Regions from separate parts of the Homo sapiens genome. Here region 1 is linked to region 2. A link is an interaction called in ENCODE POLR2A ChIA-PET data of the cell type or tissue named here. Cell type or tissue: GM12878. All regions are shown on one strand. Links, peaks and the distances in the headings refer to the core of each region. The heading gives the core; the rest is flanking DNA.

Region 1 (5,387 bases), core at 264-5,263, 150 kb before region 2:
GAGGTAAAAGGCTACATTAGCAGTTCAGTATACTACACACTTTTAATTATATAACATCATATACCTGAAATTGCTAGTCAAATAAAAACCAAAAGGATAACATTTTAAAGTGCAACAATTATATTAGAAACTAATTATTTAACAGTAGGGATTTGTTTTTTGGATCCAGTCTCTATTTTCAAAATCATACTACAGTCATGCATTGCTTAACAATGAAGATAAGTTCTGAGAAATGCACATTAGACGATTTCATTGTTGTTTGTGTAAGTACAGGGAATTTTTCAGCTTCATTATAATCATATGAGACTGCTGCTGCACGTGTGGCCTGTCTTTGACCAAAATATCGTTATGCAGCACATGACTGTATGTTCTATTTTCCTGTGCTATATAACTCCAGTGAAATGTAAAGTAACAATCTCAATCATTTCAGTAAACATTTAAGTAAGTCAGTCTCACTTACTGTGGATTCCAAATTGTCCATCGTCAATAATAATTTCGCTTTCTAGAATTTAAGGAAAATAGAAAATTTAGTTAAAACTCTTGATGCATACCCAGTGAACAACTGAGAAATTACCCACCTTAAAGATCGTTTATAATATTAAATCTACAGCTTAAAAGCAGCCCAAGGTGAATAAGCATATTTATTGTAGCCCTCAATAAAGAATTCCCTTTAAAGGAGGCTAGCAAACAGTAATGGTTCTTACATACTTCGTTGATTGTCCATTATGTTAAAAAGAAGAAAAAGAAAACTCTTCAGAAAGGTGCTCTAGAGGCACTGGGATTAACTTCTACACTAACCAATGTACAAGACTCACAGGTTGCTGGACAACGATAACTCCTTCTTGATTTTCAAACCAAAGGTCTTGGCACAATTAAAATGCTTATTCTTATGTAGTGCATATTCTGAACTTGTCTCAAATGTAATTCTCCTCATATCCCAACTATTCACTACTGCCAGTTAAAAGCTTTACGAACAGCGTGAACTTACCTGTATGTACAGAGCTGTGAGGAACTACCAAAAGAATAAACGCTAGCACAACCCCTTCTCCTAACAGAAATTTCAACTCAATGAGAAAAGCTGTAAAACCCCACCCTTTGAGTAAAATACAATTTATCTTCCTGGCCTACTTCCCTTCCCAGTTTACTTTAAACGTTAGTCTGAAATACTTGCAAAATGGATGTGACAGTTCCTAGTAAAGATTCTCTGGTAAGTTTCACACAGCTTTTAAGTTCAAAAGTTATATTTCTCAAAAGTATACATTCCTTTCTAAAAGATAGAAACAAAATCATCCCACTTCTCATAATAAAATATATTTAACTGCAAGATGCTTTAAAATACAATTTTTTAAAACATTCAATACCTAGTAAGTTCCAACCTCAGTATGGGAATATTATAATTTTAAGTATACTCTCATAAAAATCCTAAATACACTATCAAAAATGTATTAAAACATACAAAAAGAAAATCCAATAAAGAGGATGGAATGAGATACTGTTTAAATGAGATGTGTCCTTACTCCAGGATAAAGCAGAAACTCCCACTGCTTTCTAATTTAAACCAGAAAACTGGCATCCAGTTATCTTTCAATTTTAACTTTACCTAGAAACTAAAAGATACATTTCTCAGCACTGAGTCAATTTACAGATGAATACATGTGGGTAATTTAATGTATGTGAAGTGAACTTCAAATTCGATTTTCAATATGGACTAAGAAATTCAAAAATACTTGTATGAAGAGAAATGCCATATTTAAGCATAAGAAAAGTTAATGTGTTTAAAAGAAAACAACTTACAAAAAAAAAAAGACAAAAAAAAAAAAGAAAACTTTCCAAGTAGCAATTCTAGCATAGCCAATAGGGAATTTAAGAAATTTGAATTCATTCATACAAGTTTATTCAAGTATTTACCAATTTCTCTTAAAAAAATTAAGAAGAAAAGAAAAAATAGAATAACTTACTCTATTAATATTCAAAGTTAAAAATTTAAGAATCTTTGTTTTGGATTAATTTTTTCTTCAAATGTTCGTTAAGCCTGAGCAAGTAAACAAATAGAGCTATGGATGCTCAGTCAAGAAGAATGGTATCTTATAAACTTCCTAACCATTCCAAATGAAAGTGAATATTTCATAATAAACTAATCTAACCCAAGAAAACAAAAATATCTAGGTAAATATTTCTAATAAAGTTTATTTTAAGAGGCAATTAAAAACTGTTGTTTTGAAAGATCCATGAAATGCTCAGTGAAATTTGTAGCACTGACAATGCATTGACCTTAACTTTAGAATAAAAATTTATTAAATCCCACTAAGCCATTGTGCAGCATATTAGTAACTTTATGCATATGCCTCAAACAGATGCAGTTAATGCCCATACCTAAAGGGGTTATTGATCGTGGTTGTAGATGAGTCTCCCACTTGTGAACTATCACTTGACATGGACCACCGATAGTCTGCAATTTAAAAGTTAAACGTCTGCAATAATTTCTTATATCTTATTTTCTACCCATGACTCCATTAGATGTTTGTGGCCTAAATCTTATACTAAATATGAGACCAAAAGATTCATCTTATTATCAATATTATATGCCAAAAGCCTGGAATGTACCAGATCACAAAACAAGATGAAATGCTGGAAGAAAATTAGAGTGAGGCAGTAAACAAAGAAAAATGAGATGAACTGGCACACAGAACTGTCTCAAACCCATTCCTAAATCTGCCTACAATACTCAATTGTTTCAAAGAAATTTTCATTTTTAACTGATATTAATTCTTAAGATAAATATCATATATACTTTCTTTGGTATGTCAGCCATCAATGAGGTATTGCTAGATAAAGTATGTACCTCCTGCTCTATGCATTTAGAAAAAGCCTAAACAAGCCTACAATAGTAAAAATAGTAGGAACAAGTACTCAAGAACAATTATCGCAAGCTACTCAAGGAACTAAAGAACCATAATAAAGTTATTTATTACATATATTTAAGAATACTAAGTGAAAAACAGGAAGATTTCTCATATCATAGGAACCAGTGTTTCTAAAGAACACGGGAAATTCTAGAAGGGACATGTGGCCAGGTAAACTTGAAGAGCAAGTGTGATAAAAGAGGAACTAACATCCGGTTTCATTCTTATGCCTTAGTTTAAAATCTCATACAGTGTGACAATTCCTCATACTGTTTTCCATTATCAAGCTCCCCTACTAAAAAAGAACATAAAGCTATGTGTTGATAACATATGCGGTAGTGAGTAACCATGAAAGATTCCCTGAGTATACCTAAAAGACTAAAATTTAAGTGTTCTAATTTTCCTTTAATTTTTAAAAAGAAACTCACTAGTTATTATGCTGAAATAAAACCCTTAAATACACATTTTGGAAGCACATTTTCAAACTATAATCTTACAAGGTATTTTATTTGTTACATAAATGTAATTAAATACAGAGAAGCAAAAAGAAAATACAAAACTCACCCATATCATACCATTTAGGGATAATCACCATCAAGATTTTCACATATAATCTTTGAGCCCTTTTCTAGGCATTATATTACACATACTCTTTTTTTTTTTTAGACAGAGTCTCACTCTGTCACCCAGGCTAAAGTGCAATGGCACAATCTCGGCTCACTGCACCCTTGCCTCCTGGGTTCAAGTGATTCCCCTGCCTCGGCCTCCTGAGTAGCTGGAATTAAAGGCACGTGCCACCACACCCAGGTAATTTTTGTATTTTTAGTAGAGATGGGGCTTCACCATGTTGGCCAGGCTAGTCTCGAACTCCTAACCTCGTGATCCACCCACCTCAGCCTCCCAATGTGCTGGGATTACAGGTGTGAGCCACTGTGCCCAGCCTATACATACTCTTAAAAAGCCTAGGCATAAAAGCTTCTCTATTATCTTTAGAAGGCATTAATAATGGATTAAAATATTCTCCTACACTTTCTATAGGATTTTAATATTGATTAAATTTGACGATAAGCCAAACAATAACAAATATGTAACAAATTAGGCACATTATTAATTATTAAATGCAATAAATAATCCTGTCACTTAAAATAACCAGGCTAAATTCTTTTCTGAAATCCTCAAACTTCTGAAGTTTAAAAACTAAAATAGCACGATATATTTCTTCAAATCATTACTCCTGGGATACTAAATAAAATTCTCTTTTTCTCTAGCTAAACACTTCCCTGCTATAATAGTTCACCTTAATTGGTAGACTGGGTAGATTTTTTAAAAATGTAATGTGAAATTGCTCTTTTAAAAATATGGTGACTTTCGTATCCATTATACTAAAAAGAAAATCAAATTAATTCTAGATGATGTTTACTATAACATTTTTCCTGAAATATTTTTTAAATGTGTTTTTTAAATATCAAACTTTCTAAACCTCAAAAGTTGCAAATATAGGACAGGCATGGTGGCTCATGCCTATAATCCCAGCGCTTTGGGAGGCCAAGGCAGGTGGATCACTTGAGGTCAGCAGTTTGAGACAAGCCTGGCCAACATAGTGAAACCCCATCTCTACTAAAAATACAAAAATTAGCTAGGTGTGGTGGCACACAACTGTAGTCCCAGCTACATGTGAGGCTGAGGCACGAGAATTGCTTGACCGTGGGAGGCAGAGGTTGCAGTGAGCCAAGATCACACCACTGCACTTCAGCGTGGGCGACAGAGTGAGACTCCTTCTCAAAAAAAAGTCGCAAATACATACATAAAAATAGAAACAGCCTGGGCACAGTGGCTCATGCCTGTAATCCCAGCACTTAGGGAGGCCAAGGCAGGCAGATCACTTGAGGTCAGGAGTTCGAGACCAACCTGGCCAACATGGTGAAACCCCATCTCTACCAAAAATACAAAAATTAGCCAGGCATGGTGGCACACGCCTGTAATCCTAGGTACTTGGGAGGCCAAGGCAGGGGAATCCCATGAATCTGGGAGGCGGAGGCTGCAGTGAGCTGAGATTGCGCCACTGCACTCCAGCCTGGGCGATAGAGCGAGACTATGTCTCAAAAAAGAAAAAGAAAAAAAAAAGAAAAAGAAAAGGGTGCTATGAATATAATATTAAATGTCAAAAAGAGGTAACGGCATAGCAGACTGTTTGTTTTGTTTTAATTCAGATGTCAGGGGAACTTTATAGACTGTTGATAGCAGTATCTTTACTTAATCAAGTAAGAATAATCCTTTGGATTAAATTTGATAGGGAACATATTTCAGTAGCAATTTTAACAACTCCAGTCTCATCTGCCCACTACCCCACTGCATAAAACCACCTAGACTTGAATAGAATAGCATATTTGAGGAACAGTCCAAAGGGCCAGGTAAACTGATGACAGAACTATGTCTATCATCATTCAGACTAGAAATGTACATTGGTTGGTAAACTGTTATAAT
Region 2 (5,387 bases), core at 61-5,060:
TTTTCAGGTAGGGAAGGATGTGATGTCAGGGAGAACCCAGCCAGAGTTGAGATTTCCTTGCTGTTTGAAGGTAGATTGTCAGCGTGGGCTTGTTTCTGTGGGTTATGTTGACCTGGAAGTCTTCCAGCCCTTAGATCCATAGGGCTGGTTCTAGGCAAGAAGGTCTGTGTCTCCCTCCTGAGAAGCCTCCGATACCCCCTGACTCTGGGAGAGACTTCTAGGCATCATTCTAATAACCCAGCTTCAAACTTACTGCCTATGCAGAGAGCTGATGTGAAAGTATTTGCATTTTGAAGGGGGACTCCACAGGACTCAAAGAAATGCATTTCATTTTGTTTTGTTTTAAGATAGTCTCACTCTGTTACCCAGGCTGGAGTGCAGTGGCACAATCTAGGCTCACTGCAACCTCTGCCTCCCAGGTTGAAGCAATTCTCCTGCCTCAGCCTCCTGAGTAGCTGGGACTACAGGCGTGTGCCACCATGCCTGGCTAATTTTTTGTATTTTTTGGTAGAGATGGGGTTTCACCATGTTGGCCAGGCTGGTCTCCAACTCCTGGCTTCAAGTGATCCACCTGCCTCGGCCTCTGAAAGTGCTGGGATTGCAGGCGTGAGCCACCACATCTGTCCAGGAATGCATTTCTAATGGTGGAACTGCAAGTACGTAGAGTGAAAAAGATACTTTGGGCAGGATGTTCTACCCTGTGCTGTTCAAATTACCTGTTAAATAGGAATCAGGTAATTTGTGGGTATTAGTGGGTAGCCACCCACTTCATCCTTTTGAGAGCCTGGCTCTGCCCTTTGGAAGTTTAGAAACATCTGGCTCACCGTTTTTCTGAAAAGTATGCTGACTTCAGTCAGTTGTAAGGACTTACTGATAATGAGTATTTACAACTAGACACTATTAGTGGACAGCAGGTTAAGTGCTTTTCTCTTTCAGAGAAAAGGTTTTATTATCTCCTTTTTTTTTTTTTAGGGGGGGACAGGGTCTCACTCTGTTACCCAGGCTGGAGTGTTGTGGCATGGTGTCGGCTCACTGCAACCTCCATCTCTCAGGTTCAAGCAATTCTCCTGCCTCAGCCTCTCGAGTAGCTGGGATTACAGGCACCCACTATCACACCCAGCTAATTTTTGTATTTTTAGTAGAGACCATGTTTCACCATGTTGGCCAGGCTGGCCTCAAACTCCTGACCTCAGGTGACCCACCCGCCTCGGCCTCCCAAAGTGCTGGGATTACAGGCGTGAGCCACCGTGCCCGGCTGCCTCCTTTTTATAGAACAGGAACAACAGGAGCCCCAGGAGCTGGTGCTGCGGCCTGCAGGAGACATGAAGTTAGCACTTTGCCTCTCTCCTGAGTCTATATGGCCATCCACAACAAAGGAGGAAGCCAATTAAAGATAATAAGCCTAAGGAAAGCGATGTCTTCAGATTATTTTCTACTTCAATTGAGTTGGGGCATCTGAGTTTCTTAATTACACATTTTTCTTTCATTTATGCTTTTATTAGTGATTTTCCATGGCTTGGGCTTTAAGAAAGCCACTTTAGCAACGAGGCACTCTGACACTGGGGTTGTTATAACACACATGAGAGATGTTTCTAAAACACACAGAGGATTTGGGTCACAGCTATTCAGTACAGGGTTGTCTGCTGTATCTATTTTAATGATTTAATAATTAATGAGTTCAACATGCTCTGGTTCAATTTTTTTCTTCAATTAATACTAACTTTCAAATTATTTTCTGAGATTGGGAATAGTAATTGTTATTCATTTTCAGATAATAGCACTCTTCGCAGTTTTTTTTTTTTTTTTTTCGAGACAGAGTCTTGCTCTGTCACCCAGGCTGGAGTGCAGTGGCATTATCTCGGCTCACTGGAACCTCTACCTCCAGGGTTCAAGCGATTCTCCTGCCTCAGCCTCCCAAGTAGCTGGGACTATAGGCACGTTCCACCATGCCAGGCTAATTTTTTGTATTTTTAGTAGAGACGGGGTTTCACCGTGTTAGCCAGGATGGTCTCGATCTCCTGACCTCGTGATCCGCCCGCCTCGGCCTCCCAAAGTGCTGGGAATACAGGTTTGAGCCACTACGCCCGGCTCTTTGCAGTTTTAGTATTTTAATATCTTTTTAGCCAACTCTGCCACATATGAGCTCTGTCACGGCTTATCTATTAATACATTCTCTGCCTCAGTTTCTTCATCTGTAAAAGGGACATAATAATAGTATCTTTTTTTTAAGAGGTGCTGGGGAATGAACCCAGGGAATAACAATATCTTAATCACAGCATTGTAGTGAAGAGTAAATAAAGAAATTCATGTAAATCATGCTCTTATTACAGTTCTGGAACCCTCTACCAAGTTTAGCTATTATTAACATTATTATAATTGTTTTGAATTACAAAATTAGTATGTGCTTGTTATTAAAAAAAAAAAAAAGAAAAAAGTTCAGGCCGAGTGTAGTGGCTCATGCCTATAATCCCAGCACTTTGGGATACTCAGTTGGATCGCTGAGCTCAGGAGTTCGAGACCAGCCTGGACAACATGGTGAAACCCCATCTCAACAAAAAATACAAAAATTAGCTGTGCCTAGTGGTGTGTGCCTGTAGTCCCAGCTTCTCGGGAGGCTGAGGTGAGAGGATCACTTCAGCCTGGGAGGCGGAGGTTGCAGTGAGCCAAGATCGTGCCACTGCACTCTGACCTGGGTGACAGAGTAAGACTCTGCCCCCAACAACAACAACAACAACAAAAGGCGAGGCACTGTGGCTCATGCTTGCAATCCTAGCACTTTGGGAGGCTGAGGCAAGAGGATCATTTGAGGTCAGGAGTTTGAGACCAGCCTGGCCTGGCCAACATGGTGAAACCCTGTCCTACTAAGAAATACAAAAAAATGAGCTGGGCATGGTGGTGCGCACCTGTAATCCCAGCTACTCAGAGGCTGAGGCAAGAAAATAGGTTGAACCCAAGAGGCAGAGGTTACAATGAGCCAAGACCAAGCCACTATACTCCAGCCTGGGTGACAGAATGAGACCCTGTCTCAAAAAAAAAAAAAAAAATTCAAAACAATCTAAAACATAGAGGTTTATAAAGTAAGAAATGATAGCGTCCTCTCTTGACCCAGCCCCACCCAATCCTGCTTTCTGGAGATAACCACTGTATTTGGACCACAGTCTTTCCAGGCATACTCATGCAATGTCTTGGAACTTTGCCTGTCCCATCTAACAAATTGACCATGACATCTCTCCACAGCAGCTCTGCGGGAAGCACCTCTTTACATAATATGGGTATCATCTGACCTTGCCTGATTTGTATGTGGCTCCAGTATGTGTTTAGAGTGTCTTTCACATTACTGTGTAGTTAAACCCTCCTTCTTTTCCTTAGACCTACTGGGTTTTGTCTAATGCTTTTAAAGACCTTTGCAGTCAGGAGCATTGAGAAATACACTTGCCAGGATTGGAAAATGAAGAGGTCCGGTGTGGTGGCCTGTAATCCCATCATTTTGGGAGGCTGAGGCAGGAGGATTGCTTTAGTCCAGGAGTTTGAAACTAGCCTAGGCAACATAGTGAGACCTCGTCTCTACAAAAAATGATAAAAAAAAAAATCAGCTGGGCATGGTGATGTACTCCTGTAATCCTAGCTTCTCAGGTGTGTTAGGTGATAGATCACTTGAGCCCAGGAGGTTGAGGCTGCAGTGAGCTCTAATCATGCCACTGCATTCCAGCCTGGGCAACAGAGTGAGACCGTATCCGGAAAAAAAAAAATCCACTCAAAGGTATTTGTCAAAAAAACAAGTGGATATTCAAAAAGAGAAAAAAAACTGAGTGATTGTTACATCTTTGACAGTGAGATGTTTCTATTAATATGCTTTTTAAGTTGAAAGATAAAGTTGTATATATTTACCATGTACAACATGATGTTTTAAAATACACATACATTATGGAATGACTAAATCTAGCTAATTAACACGGGCATTGCCTCACATAGTTTTCACTTTTGTGGTAAGAACACTTCACATCTGCCCTCTTAGCATTTTCCAAGAATACAATGTATTATTGACTATCACCACCACAATGTATAACAGATCTCTTGAAGTTATTCCTCCTATTTAACTGGAATTTTGGCCATCATCTCTCCAGACTGTCCTCCTCACAACCACCTCATCTCCTGGTAACCACCAGTTTACTTTCTCTCTCCTCTTTTTTTCATTTTTATTTTTTTGAGATGGAGTGTAGCTTTGTCGCTCAGACTGGAGTGCAGTGGCACAATCTTGGCTCACTGCAGCCTCTGCCTCCCACATTCAAGTGATTCTCCTGCCTCAGCCTCCCAAGTAGCTGGGATTACAGGTGCATGCCACCATGCCCAGCTAATTTTTGTATTTTTAGTAGAGACAAGGTTTCACCATGTTGGCCAGGCTGGTCTCCAACTCCAGACTTCAGGAGATCCGCCCGCTTCAGCCTCCCAAAGTACTGGGATTACAGGCATGAGCCCCCATGCCTGGCCCACCATTTTACTCTCTACCTCTGCAAGATCAACTTTTTTGGTTTCTACATTTAAGTGAGATCACACAGTATTTGTCTTTCTGTGACTGGCTTATTTCACTTAACATAATGTCCTCTAGGTTCACTGCGTGTTGTTGCAAATGACAGGAGTTTTCTTTTATGGCTAAATAGTATTCCATTGTTTGTATATACCATATTTTCTTTATCAGTTTATCCATTGATGGACACTTAGACTGATTTCTTTCTTCCTTTCTTTCTTTTTTTTTGAGACAGAGTCTCACTCTGTTGCCCAGGCTGGAGTGCAGAGGCGTGATCTTGGCTCACTACAACCTCCACATCCCGGGTTCAAGTGATTCTCCAGCCTCAGCCTCTTGAGTAGCTGGGATTACAGGCATGCACCAACACACTCGGCTAATTTTTGTATTTTTATTACAGACGGGGTTTCACCATGTTGGCCAGGCTGGTCTCAAACTCCTGACCTCAAGCGTTCCATCCACTGTGGCCTCCCAGAGTGTTGGGATTACAGGTGTGAGCCACCGTGCCCAGCCTGGTCAATTTCATGTCTTGGCTATTGTGACTAGTGATGCAAAGAACATGGGAGTGCAGATATCTTTATGAGGTAGTGATTTATTTTCCTTTGGATATATACCTGGTAGTGGGATTGCTGGATCTTATGATAGTTCTATTTTTAATTTTTTGAGGATTTTCTATAATGCTTTCCAAAATGACTATACTACTTTACATTTTCACCAACAGGTACAAGGGTTCCCTTTTCCATCCTCACTAGCACTTGTTACCTCTTGTCTTTTCTTTTTTTGTCTTTTTTTTTTTTTGAGACGGAGTCTTGCTGTTGTCACCCGGGCTGGAGTGCAATGGCATGATCTTGGCTCACTTCAACCT

What was found. ChIA-PET counts read pairs that join two places held together with the same protein. Peaks named below come from ENCODE experiments on the same cell type or tissue, not always from the same donor. Only the 100,000 strongest peaks of a DNase experiment are listed, where the experiment ranks them.
Region 1: POLR2A ChIA-PET joins it to region 2 with 8 read pairs; 9 of 35 experiments call an interaction of 5 or more read pairs at or near these places.

The regions. Positions count from the first base shown.
Region 1 is chr20:5,583,821-5,589,207 of GRCh38, forward strand. GPCPD1 (glycerophosphocholine phosphodiesterase 1) reads right to left here. Exons shown (of 20, transcript NM_019593.5): 5 at 2,374-2,449; 6 at 461-502. Among named protein-coding and RNA genes, the nearest start is that of GPCPD1, 24 kb to the right of the region's middle. In GM12878, for the core only: no CTCF peak of the experiment used is centred there; no DNase peak of the experiment used is centred there; H3K27ac peaks cover 2,624 bases.
Region 2 is chr20:5,738,123-5,743,509 of GRCh38, forward strand. No RefSeq gene overlaps it. Among named protein-coding and RNA genes, the nearest start is that of SHLD1, 9.6 kb to the right of the region's middle. In GM12878, for the core only: no CTCF peak of the experiment used is centred there; no DNase peak of the experiment used is centred there.